Linked DNA regions of Mus musculus: region 1 is linked to region 2. A link is a loop called in an ENCODE intact Hi-C map of the cell type or tissue named here. Cell type or tissue: left cerebral cortex. All regions are shown on one strand. Each heading gives the region's core, and the rest is flanking DNA. Links, peaks and the distances in the headings are about the cores only.

Region 1 (5,379 bases), core at 200-5,199, 150 kb before region 2:
TTGAGTCGTTTCCAATGCTAGACTTAAAAAAAAAAAAAAAAAAAAAAAAAAAAAAAAAAAAAAGACCAAAGCAAACCAACAAAACAAAACAAAACAAAAGGCACCACAAAACCCACCAGCGGCGTCCGGGCTGCGTCCTTGGCTACAAGTTTGAAGACTCCCGGCCGCCGCGCACCCACTGTCCACGCAATTAAGGGGGAAAAGGCCCCGGCGCGGGCGCGTCATCTGGTGGCGTTCCCAGAGCCCCGGCTCAGCCTTTCTATTCAGAGGCGGCCTTAATGTCCCACCCGCGCCTCGGGGGCAGAGCAGCTGGTCGGTTCTGACCTGGCCGCCGCCGACACCCGCAGGGGGCGCTTCCTGGGCTAGCGCCGGCCCGGAGACCGCCGCCGCACCCGCCCTCCAGTCCACGGCCTCCCGGCCTCTCTCCTTCTCCGGTGCGGACCGGAGCGGCGACCCGGCGGTTGTTCGGTGACTCGCGGACCCACTCGGGGCAGCGGGCTCGGCCCTCCCAGGGGACCCGGAGGACCGAGGCTTTGGCCCGGCCGATGCTGGTCGCCCCAAGAAGCGCGCTCCGAGACTGAGCGCCGCGATGGGCCCGGAAGGCCGAGGCCGGCTCGTTCCTCCCCGGCGGAGCCCCGCAGGTCGGGCTCGCCGCCACCGCCACCGGAGCCGGACGCATCCGGGACTGGGCGGGGGCTGCGGGCCGGGCGGGGGCTCCGAGGGCTGCGCAGGTCTCGCCTCGGCCCCCGTGGCTCGCCCTCCCCGCCCGTCGCCTCTCTCCGAGCTGGAGCCTCCCAGGGCAACCTGTTACCGCCGCGGGAGCCGAGTGCCGGCCGCGCTGGGCAGGCTGCGGGCCCGCCCCAAACCACGCTCTCCTTGCACCTCCCGTGTAGGAGGGATTTCGCTTTAACAGGGCCTCTGGCCGCCCATTTTAAGTCGATAAAAAAGCCGAGTGGAATGTTTTGATTGAGTCTCAACATTGTCTTTGAATAAGGCTGAGACCATGTAATTAATGTGTCTTTTTAATAAGGGACAATACGGCCGTTCAAGCTATTTAATTTCATTTAATTTTCCATCCCATTTGCTGCACAGCCCGCTTTTACTTTTAACACCCAGCCTTTCACGGCCCATCTTGCTCCACTGGGCACATTAGATTGGTTTCACCCTTGCTTTTTAGGGGAGGAAAAATAAAAGAAAATGTGTTCCTTTTCTCCTTTGTGGACAATTTATTTCACTTGGGGAACTGCAACTCTGAGCCACAGGACAGAATAAAACTCGGCGAGCTGGTGTGAATGCCTCTGGCGCAGTCTCTTTCTTCTCTCGGAGCTGGGAACCAGTCACAATTGGCTATATTAATAAATAACTTTCCTCACAGTCGGCCTTTACATGGTCCTATTGATAAAATTGTTCGCGTGTCGTTCACGCTTTTTCACTGGTTAAGAAGGGCTAGGGAGGCGCCCCGAACCCAGGCACTGCGCTCGCCCCCTTCTCGCTCTCAGTGCCGGATAGTTAAACTAGGTGTCATCCGGAGTAGCCAGGCCAGAGGTTAGAGGGACATGTTCATGGCTTAAATTTATTGCCCTGGACTCATCGGAAAGGCTTCCTCAGCCGCCCCCCTCCACTTCCCTCCCCCCTCCCCGGTTTTGCCATTCATAGGCCCCCGAGATCAAAGGCTCTCTTCTATCTCTGGAGGATAGCCTTCTTTACCGTCAGAGAAGCAATTGGAAGGTTGAGCGTGAAACTTAGAGGTTGCCATCTTAGAAACTAGTTTCCGGCAAGGCTCTGTGTAGTCACAAAAGGCATGGCTATTCAAGTCCCACCAAGAGGTTCTCTCCTGTCTCACGCAGGTGTACCTACATAGACCTGGGAGTGGACACCGAGTCTGTCTTCTTTGTGTCCCTGCGTGGCCTTGTCTTCATTTGCGTAGACCTGAGACCTTTGACCTGGCCTGGCTTTCCCATTGATGTAAACAACGAATTCTGTGACTTTCATAATGCCACTGGTATGCACTTTGCACTTATCCAACAAACTGGGGTGAACAGCAGAAAGGGAGGCAAGGAACCCTTTGTATCCACCATTCCCACTTTTCAGGTCTGGAGAACCAGGCTCCAAGGAATTCAGAAAAGGTATCTCGAGTCTTGTGAGCACAAGTTTCCAACAGAGGGCAGCTTAATAAGCGACTTTAAGGGCCCTCTTCAAACTTGCAACAGAGTTGTTACTTTGCTCCCCTGACATCCGGTAGCCAGAGCCTCTCCAGGTTCTGGCGGGATAACTGCAACTTCTTGGTCAAGGCCACAGGGAGGAAGCAGTGAGCGCTTTGCTCAGGGTCCTCTGTTCTACTTTCTGTGAGCACTGGATGAAGTGGGGGGTGGGAACAAGATGGGGGTGAGGACACCACAGCATTGGGGCCTCTGCAGGAGTTTCTTGGTGGCTCCAGTAATGGCAGCGTGGGGTTTGGGGAAAGGTGCCCAGGATTGACCCAAATACCCTCTAGGGCACTCCTTTCCCCGTTGGGAGACGGAGAGATGACTTTGGTGGTGGTGGTTTGCTTTAAAAATAAGGTTTAAAACAATATCCTTTTGGTTATGGAGAAATTAGTGTCAGGACTTTCTAACCACCCCCCCCCCCATTTCAACTTAAAGCAAAACAAGGTTTGAATTGATTGCCGGTGGGAAGACGTGATTAATAATCCCGAAGGAGAACTTCCCAGGTCTTCAACGCTGCAGCTCCATCCGCAGAGCAGATCTCCTACGAAGCTGTTGGCTTTGTGGCCGCTTCCTACTCTCAGAGAAAGTGTGGACCCTGAGTGCTACAGGGAGATGGAGACGTAATACTCAGTTGGCTTTCGCCCTCTCAAATACTTCTGGTGGTTTCATATTTGGGGGTAGATCGAGGTCTAGGAAAGAACTAAAGCGGTTCTAAACTGTGGACTGGCCTGAACCCAATCCCTGAAATGGTACTATGGTCGTTATTTAAAAAGTGTAGGTATTTTCTGGTGTTTTCCCATCAAGTACCTGCCTAATTTCTGTATGGCACACGCCAGAAATCAATAGAAGTTAACAAGTCCTCCAAACAGTCCCCGTCCCTTTGTTTAATCTCCTTTACAATAAAGCCAAGGGGAGAGAATTAAGAATCTTTGAAGTAGACCAAGGCTCAAAGGAATCAGCCAAGTAGACTTAAAGTAGTCACTTATTTCCCAAAACTGGTTTGTCGGTGAACAATAAAAGGAAGTAAAATTTATGGAGAAATTATACAGTGGATTTGTCACTTAAAATATCGTAACTGTCTCAGGGACAATACCCCATGCTGAGGATTAATGGTCCCGCCGGACCTTTGATTCACCAGCGCCTTTTCTTCGCCCTTGACAAATTGGATTTTTAGGAATGGGAAGGTCGCCTGGACCATTGTGTGCTAGCCATTCAGAGGCCTCGATTATGCAGGGGGCTGAGGGAACCACTCCATGTGACCCTCTCGGGTGGGACTCTGCAGCTGCTTCACAGCGCAACTCTCTCACCAAACTCCGCGCCCTTGCGCTCGCAGTGCCAAAAGGCGCCCGCCCGGATTGAAAAGGCGCAGTGCATGCCCGCCCACGTCACTCCGCGGACAGAAGACGCACGTCGGGGTGCGGGTCCCTCCTCTGCATGCGGCTGCTCCTGGTTCTGTCACTTGCGCCCCGTGGAGGACCCCGCGAGCCCCAGCGTCTGCCTGGCGGCGGTGGCAACAATGCACGGAACTTCTCGCACTTCGGCCACCAGCGTGAACGCTGACTGCTGCATCCCGGCTGGCTTGCGCCTTGGGCCGGTGCCTGGCACCTTCAAGCTGGGCAAGTACCTGTCAGATCGCAGGGAACCAGGGCCCAAGAAAAAGGTACTGGGCCATTCTGGATCTCCGTCCCTTGCCTCTCACCTCCTATTTCCCTGATCCAGAAAAAGGGGTAGAGACGAGCAGCAGAGAAAAGGGATACCTGATAAATCTGCAGGACAGAATTATCTGATTATCCTTAGCAAGTCTGATAACTGAGCTGGACGTGGGGCCGGCTAACGGGAGGGCAGAGCTAAGCTGGAACAGACCTTAGTGCGCCAGGGTCTGTAGGTATGGGGGGCCTCTGGGAACCGGTGATTTCTCAGCGCTCCAGGATGTCCTCAGCAAGGTGATGGAGACTCCTAGCTCCCACCTCAGTCTTTGCCTTCCTTGCAAAGGTACCATTTTCGTTGTAGTCATAGGACGGAGAGGACTTTTCTCCTCTTCTCTTTACTAATATGAAGCTTACATTTTTGTTTTAAACAATTTAATTCCATTTCACCGAAGAGATAGTCCTTGGGAGGCTCTTAGATCTGGGAATATATCCCCACTCAAACCCCTTTTGCTTGTAGGTTTGTGTAGGAGATGGAGAGGGGATGAGCAAGGTGATTAATTTTGATGTCTGTTGAGAGGTAGGGGAGCCCACCCTCGAAAGAACACCTAGTTAAACCTTGTGGCTGGCTCTTAGAGTCTGAGGCCCCAGGTACAACTCTCCCACTCTGACCCCCCTAACCTCAACACACCCCCAGGATCCCTGACCAGAGAGGGAAAGTAAAGACTCTTGATCGCAGCGGGTGGGGTGGGGGGCGCTTTAGTAGCCAAGGACTGGCAGACAGCAACCAGGGAATGAAATGGAACGCTTGTTTAAAAGAGAAAGACCTTGGTTTTAGTAACCTCCTAGAGCTTTCTTATAAGAAGTATCTTTCATAGGAGGAGCAGGGCCAGCATCTTTCTCCGGTGCTAGAAAGCCCGGTGTCTCTCATCCCAGGCAACACCGGGTTTTGAAGCTCACCACGCCTCTCTCTTTAAACGCAATTTAATTGCTTTTAAATGGCCTGCTAGCTGCAGGCAAAATTTCTCCGTGCTCGCTTTGTTCTGAGCATCTCACTGCTGAGTTCACTTGCAGCCTAGTACGGTACTAGAGAATCGGGAGGCTGAGAAACAGGGTAGGAGTACTGCATCAGGCTTCAGGACCTGCTTGAACTTAGAAACCACTTCTCTCTCAGTGTTAAGGATCCCAGAACATCACTTAGGGAAGAGCTGGTGAGTTTTGCAATAAGATGCATCCTGGAGCTCTGAGAGGACGCTTTTTCCAGCTGGTGTTTCCAAGGTGTGTGTGTGTGTGTGTGTGTGTGTGTGTGTGTGTGTGTGTGTGCTGCTGTTGTTGTTGTTGTTGGTGGTGGTGGTGATACTGTCTACTATCCAGACTCCTTTATTTTTCCACTCTCTAAGCTGGGGCCCTGAGCAGCTACTAGAGGCTGGGTCAAAGAGAACACATCTGCTTTCCTGAGCTCCGTGGGCTGTAGGATAAACTTTCCTCTGAGCTGTGAGCCTGGCTGTGGCACATTGGGTAATGAC
Region 2 (5,379 bases), core at 79-5,078:
TAAATTAAAAAAATCACAGACATGATCACAATTATATGGAAAAAAAGGTTTGTACGGGAGTGTTATGTATGGTACTAAGAAAACAATTTTAAGAAATTAGAAGAAAGCCAGGTAGTGATGGCACATGCCTTCACTCCAGAAGCAGGTGGATCTCTGAGTTCAAGCCTAGCCTAGTCTACAGAGTACATTCTAGGATAGACAAAGCTACACAGAAAAACTTTGTCTCCAAAAAATTAAAATTATGAATTAGAATAAATGAATTGTTTTGTAGAAAAATACTTATGTAGGTCTTCTCCTTTTAATCTGGAGTAAAATCACGATTGTCCAATCACTGTAGCATGGAAGAGAATTTATCATTAAAAGACATCACACCCAGATGGTTTCTACTTCTAACTTAAGCAAATCTTTTTAATTAATCTATTTTTTTCATGTGCATCATTGTTTTGCCTACATGTATGTCTGTGCGAGAGTGTTAGATATTGTAATTCCAGACAGTTATGAGCTGCCAGGTGGGTGCTGGGATTTGATTCCAGGTCCTCTGGAAGAGTAGTTAGTGTTCTTAACTGCTGAACCATCTCTCCAGCTCCAGGCCAGTTAACTTTTAAAGGTCCATTCCTACATGAAGCTAGTCTAAAATTAAGGGACAATGGGAGTCCTCATTCACTTAGGGAGCAACATATTCTTTTTTTAAAAAATTTTTATTAGGTATTTTCTTTATTTACATTTCAAATGTTATCCCCTTTCCTAGTTTCTCCTCTGAAAACCGCCTATCCTTTCCCCCATCCCCTTGCTCACCAACCCACCCACTCCCTTTTCCTGGCCCTGACAGTCCCCTATACTGGGGCATATAACTTTCACAGGACCAAGGGCCTCTCCTCCCATTGATGACAAACTAGGACATCCTCTGCTACATAAGCAGCTAGAGCCATGAGTCCCACTATGTGTTTTCTTTGATTGGTGGTTTAGTCCCAGGGAGCTCTGGAGATACTAGTTAGTTCATATTGTTGTTCCTCCTATGGGGGCTGCAAACCACTTCAGCTCCTTGAATCCTTTCTCTAGCTCCTTCATTGGGGACCCTGGGAGCAACATATTCTTAAAGAAAAAGGCAGTACTTGTTTTATATGTGAACATAAACGAAAGTTTATTTAAGAAAAAGTACCATTAGGCCTAGTCTAGGTGGGTGTCAAAGAGTAATCACACACATGGAATACTGTTTACTTTAGAGATAAAAAAACGGATCAGTATAGAAATATGAGAAATTTTTCATACCAACAGATTAAAGGAAAGAATAAGCCACATAATTTTATGATTAGTAATGTAAACTACATCCCATAAAACTTTAATAGCCACTACTTATAGAAGCTCTGAAATAGAAACAGATGAAAGTTATTGGAACAAGATAGGAGAATTACCCTCAGTCAATAAAAATACATTAATGAGAGAAATGGTCGAGGGTACTTTCATTGAAGCATTCAGACACTTGGGATGTCAGCTGCAATGACTTCTGTGCTGAATACTCAGAGGCGTCTCTTCTTTAACCCTGTGATTCCATGGACTCCTTCAGGATTAGACATGCACAGGCTAACATCGTAGATCGCACCCACTAATCCTAAGAAGCGATCAAGGCCATTTTCATATGGGAAAATACAGGCATTTAGTCTTCATAAGGGAAGCTGAAGTGTGAGGGCTACTGAACAGATAAATGATGGATACAACATGAAATGGCCAGTCAGACTACATGTAAGGGAGTGTGGGAGATGACTCTATAGCTGTCCATCAGGCAGGTAGAGGAATCCAAGAAATAGGCAGGTTCCTTAAAATGTTTATGTTTTATTTATTATTTATTTTATTTGTTCATGCATGTGTGTGTGTGTGTGTGTGTATGTATGTTTGCAAACCACAATGTGCATATATATGTGAAGGTCCGAGGACAGTTTCAAGAGTTAATTCTCTTCTTTCCCCATATGGGTCCTGAAGACTGAATGTAGGTTGCCAGGCTTAGCAGCAGGCAACTTAACCCATTAAGCCACATCTCTGAATTGGTAGGTAGATTTTTTTTTTAGAGGGCCATTTCAAGAATATGAATGATGGATTGATGACAAAAGGCAGTAGTTATTGCTTTAGGAGTAGATTATGCAATCAACTCTCTCAGAAACAAAGAATTCATTTTGGTTTAGGGCTTCTTGTGTGGCCATTAATTTTTCAAGGGACAAGTATTTGACTAAGCAGTAACCAAAATCAGCAATAGTCTCTATGCACTTTAAGGCATGCTGTCATTTGAATACGGTACTTTTTATGTGCAAAGAATGGAGGAAAAGATCAAGAGAAAACCATAAAGGCCTGCTTTGGAGCTCATGAGCTGGCTGTACATACCACTTGGGGAGTTCATATTAGAATCACCTTGCATAGTCCTCACGAATGGATGCTGTACTCCACTACAGACACCCTGATTCAGGATTTTGAGGTTGGGGAGAGGACTGGAAATATGAATCTCGCAGTGTTGTGAGCACAGTTAAGTTTGTAATACTGGAAGGCACATAGCATAGTGAGTGTGTTTAGAATACTTTTGCTTAATGTTGCTAAAAGGCGGAGTGTAGAAAAACTATACTCTGATGTTTTGTCTTGTGCTTTTTATTCACAGAGAATCTGTTTTAGAAAATTATCAGGAGTCTCCCCTGTGTGATGTTGTAGTTTTGTGTACCAACATTGACGAGATGAAGCTGTTCAACCTGTACTGCCATCTAGTGAAAATTCTTTAAATTACAGCAAGTACTAGGGGCCTTGGGGTTCATGGCTCTGCACTTTAGGACCATTGTAATGGGTTTCCTTTTTGGCTAGGTATTGCTTAAAATACTGAAGTGTTTGCATTAAAAGTGATCAGTGTTACTAGAGTGCACTGTGGTTGTTCAGTTGACATTTAAGGTTTCTCTGTTACTTATTCCTTTGTGTGTGTGTTGTCCTGATCTGTTAGTGATCATCAGCTCTAATTTTTCCTCAGAACATTCAAATATGAACTATAGTTGATAAACTTTTAATTCTGTTAAAACTGAAGTGAAATAATCTATATGAATAATTCTTTTTTTAGGATGAATAATTCTTAAATTAAGAAGAATTAGTCTAAAGGAAACAAAGATAGATCTTGTTTTTATTTATATAATTTTTTAACGCTACAATAAAAAAATCCAAAATATTTATTACTTGAAGTATACAAGCAAAGAATGTCATGTAAGGTTTAAAAACTGAACTAGATTTTTCTAGCCATATGGGTCTATGTCAAAACAGCAAGTCAATGCTGAGAAAATACAGAGTGGGTCCAGAAAAACAATGCTGTCAAAACTAAAACATAAACTAACTTCACATAACTTGCCTAGTCAGAGATCTAGAAATTATTTGTTTGAAAATATAGATGAGGGCTGGAGAGATGGCTCAGCGGTAAAGAGCATCGACTGTTTTCATACGTCCTGCGTTCAATTCCCAGCCACCATATGGTGGCTCACAACCATCTCTCAAGTGATCCGACACACTTTTCTGGTGTGTGTCTGAAGACAGCTACAGTGTACTCATATAAATAAAAATAAATAAATCTTAAAAAAGAGAAAACATAGACTAAAGTTTTCATAGCATTTTCTAGGCAGGAGAGGAACAAGAGCGACACCAAAAGGAATGAAGAGAACCTAAGATAATTGTGTGTTTATTGTTTCCAACAGCCAGAATTAAGATAATTAAAATTATCTTACTTTTTATTAAATTTATTTATTTATTCACTTTACATCCCAATATCATCCCCCTCACTTCCCAATACCCCACTCACACCACCTTCCCCTTCTTTGAGAAAAGTGGGAGTCCTCCCCTTCGTACATCAAGTCACTGTAGGGCTAGGCACATCCTTTCCCAGTGAGGACAGACAAGGCGGACCATTTAGGGGAATGGGATGCACAGGCAGGCAGGCAGGCAAGCAACAGTCTTAGGGACAGCCCCTGCTTCAGTTGTTGGTAGACCTGAGTGAAGACCAAGCTACCCATCTGCTACATGTGTGCAGAAGGCCTACGTCCAGCCGGTGCTTGCTCTTTGGTTGGTGATTCAGGCTCTGGGAACCCCCAAGTGCCTAGGTTAGTTGATTCTGTTAGTCTTCCCGCTGAGTCCCTGTCCTCTTAGGGTACCTCATCGTTTTCCCAACTCATCTGTAAGACCCCGTGAGCTTTATCTAATGTTTGACTATGGGTCTCTGCATCGGTTTCCATTGACAGTTATGCTAGGTTTCTGTGTGCAAACTTAACAGAGTATTATTAATAGTGTCAGGGATTGGTTCTTGGCCATGGGATGGGTCTCAGTTTGGGACAGACCTTGATTGACCATTCCCTCTGCCTGTGCTCTGTCTTTGTACTTCTTGTCGGCAATATACATTTTGGGTTGAAAGTTTTGTGGGTAGGTTACTGTCCTTATTCCTCCACTGGGAGCCCTGCCTGGCTACTCCCTGTGGCTACAGAAGTTGTCACTTCCTGATCCATATCCCCCACTGCTAGGAGTCTCAGCTAGAGCTGCCTCCATATAACCCTGGGGGCCTCCACAAAGATAAATCTTAAGACAACAACCACAAAAAACCTTGGAGGATCATCTACTAAAATCATAATGAAATCAAAATATGAATTGATACTAACATTTATAGTATCAGTTATAGTAAACATAGGGAAGGTTTAATGAAATTCACTATAGTCTAGTAGCTTTAATATAAATACCATGCACTATTTTCCCCAAATCTGTTGGGCTTACTAGATGATTAATATTAGATAATTAGATACTTATTGATGAATATTAGGAAATAGTTTTGACCAACAGAAAGACGAGGGTAAGAAATCTCTATCACTGTTATTTTCATTTACTAGTTGATGCCAGGGATGTTTACTTTTGCTTTTATAATGAACCCAGCCAGGCAGCCTGGTTTGGTTTACTGCTGTGCTTCTGCCACTTAGGACGCGCTTTGGGACCATCTCAGCGCTCAGCAGATGCTGGTAGAATGAGTGACTGAACCATGAAAGCTCAGGCAACACTGTGTTCAGGGTAGTTTCATCCCTGGGAATGATTTCTGTTAACAGTTTCCAGTGTACTCCTCTGAGACTTCGAATGTCTATATTTACTTGCATTTCTTGGAACCAGGTCATGTGTGCTCTGCATGGCTCCATCTTTCAGCAACTGCTACACTCACATGCTTATACCAACAACTACATAAACATGAATGATGTTATGGTTATGTGTTTTTATTCATAGAGAGCTATTTTTAATGATAACAAGGAATCTAGCTGTGTAATATCCTGAGTCTGGCAGGAAAGCTGAAGAGATGTGAACCATTCTGGTCTGTTTCCACTATTCTTTCTCTCTTTA

The links. Hi-C counts contacts between places; a loop is a spot of excess contacts. Peaks named below come from ENCODE experiments on the same cell type or tissue, not always from the same donor. Only the 100,000 strongest peaks of a DNase experiment are listed, where the experiment ranks them.
Region 1: it touches region 2 in a loop (2.1-fold over the local background); 28 of 42 quality-filtered maps call a loop at or near these places.

What each region holds. Positions count from the first base shown.
Region 1 is chr4:21,683,999-21,689,377 of GRCm38, reverse strand. Prdm13 (PR domain containing 13) reads left to right here and starts at 3,415. Exons shown (of 4, transcript NM_001080771.1): 1 at 3,415-3,867. The coding sequence starts at 3,580. In left cerebral cortex, for the core only: CTCF peaks have their summits at 325 (motif pointing right) and 2,272; no DNase peak of the experiment used is centred there; H3K4me3 peaks cover 770 bases.
Region 2 is chr4:21,533,541-21,538,919 of GRCm38, reverse strand. No RefSeq gene overlaps it. Among named protein-coding and RNA genes, the nearest start is that of Prdm13, 150 kb to the left of the region's middle. In left cerebral cortex, for the core only: a CTCF peak has its summit at 2,747 (motif pointing left); a DNase peak (open chromatin) is centred at 2,752.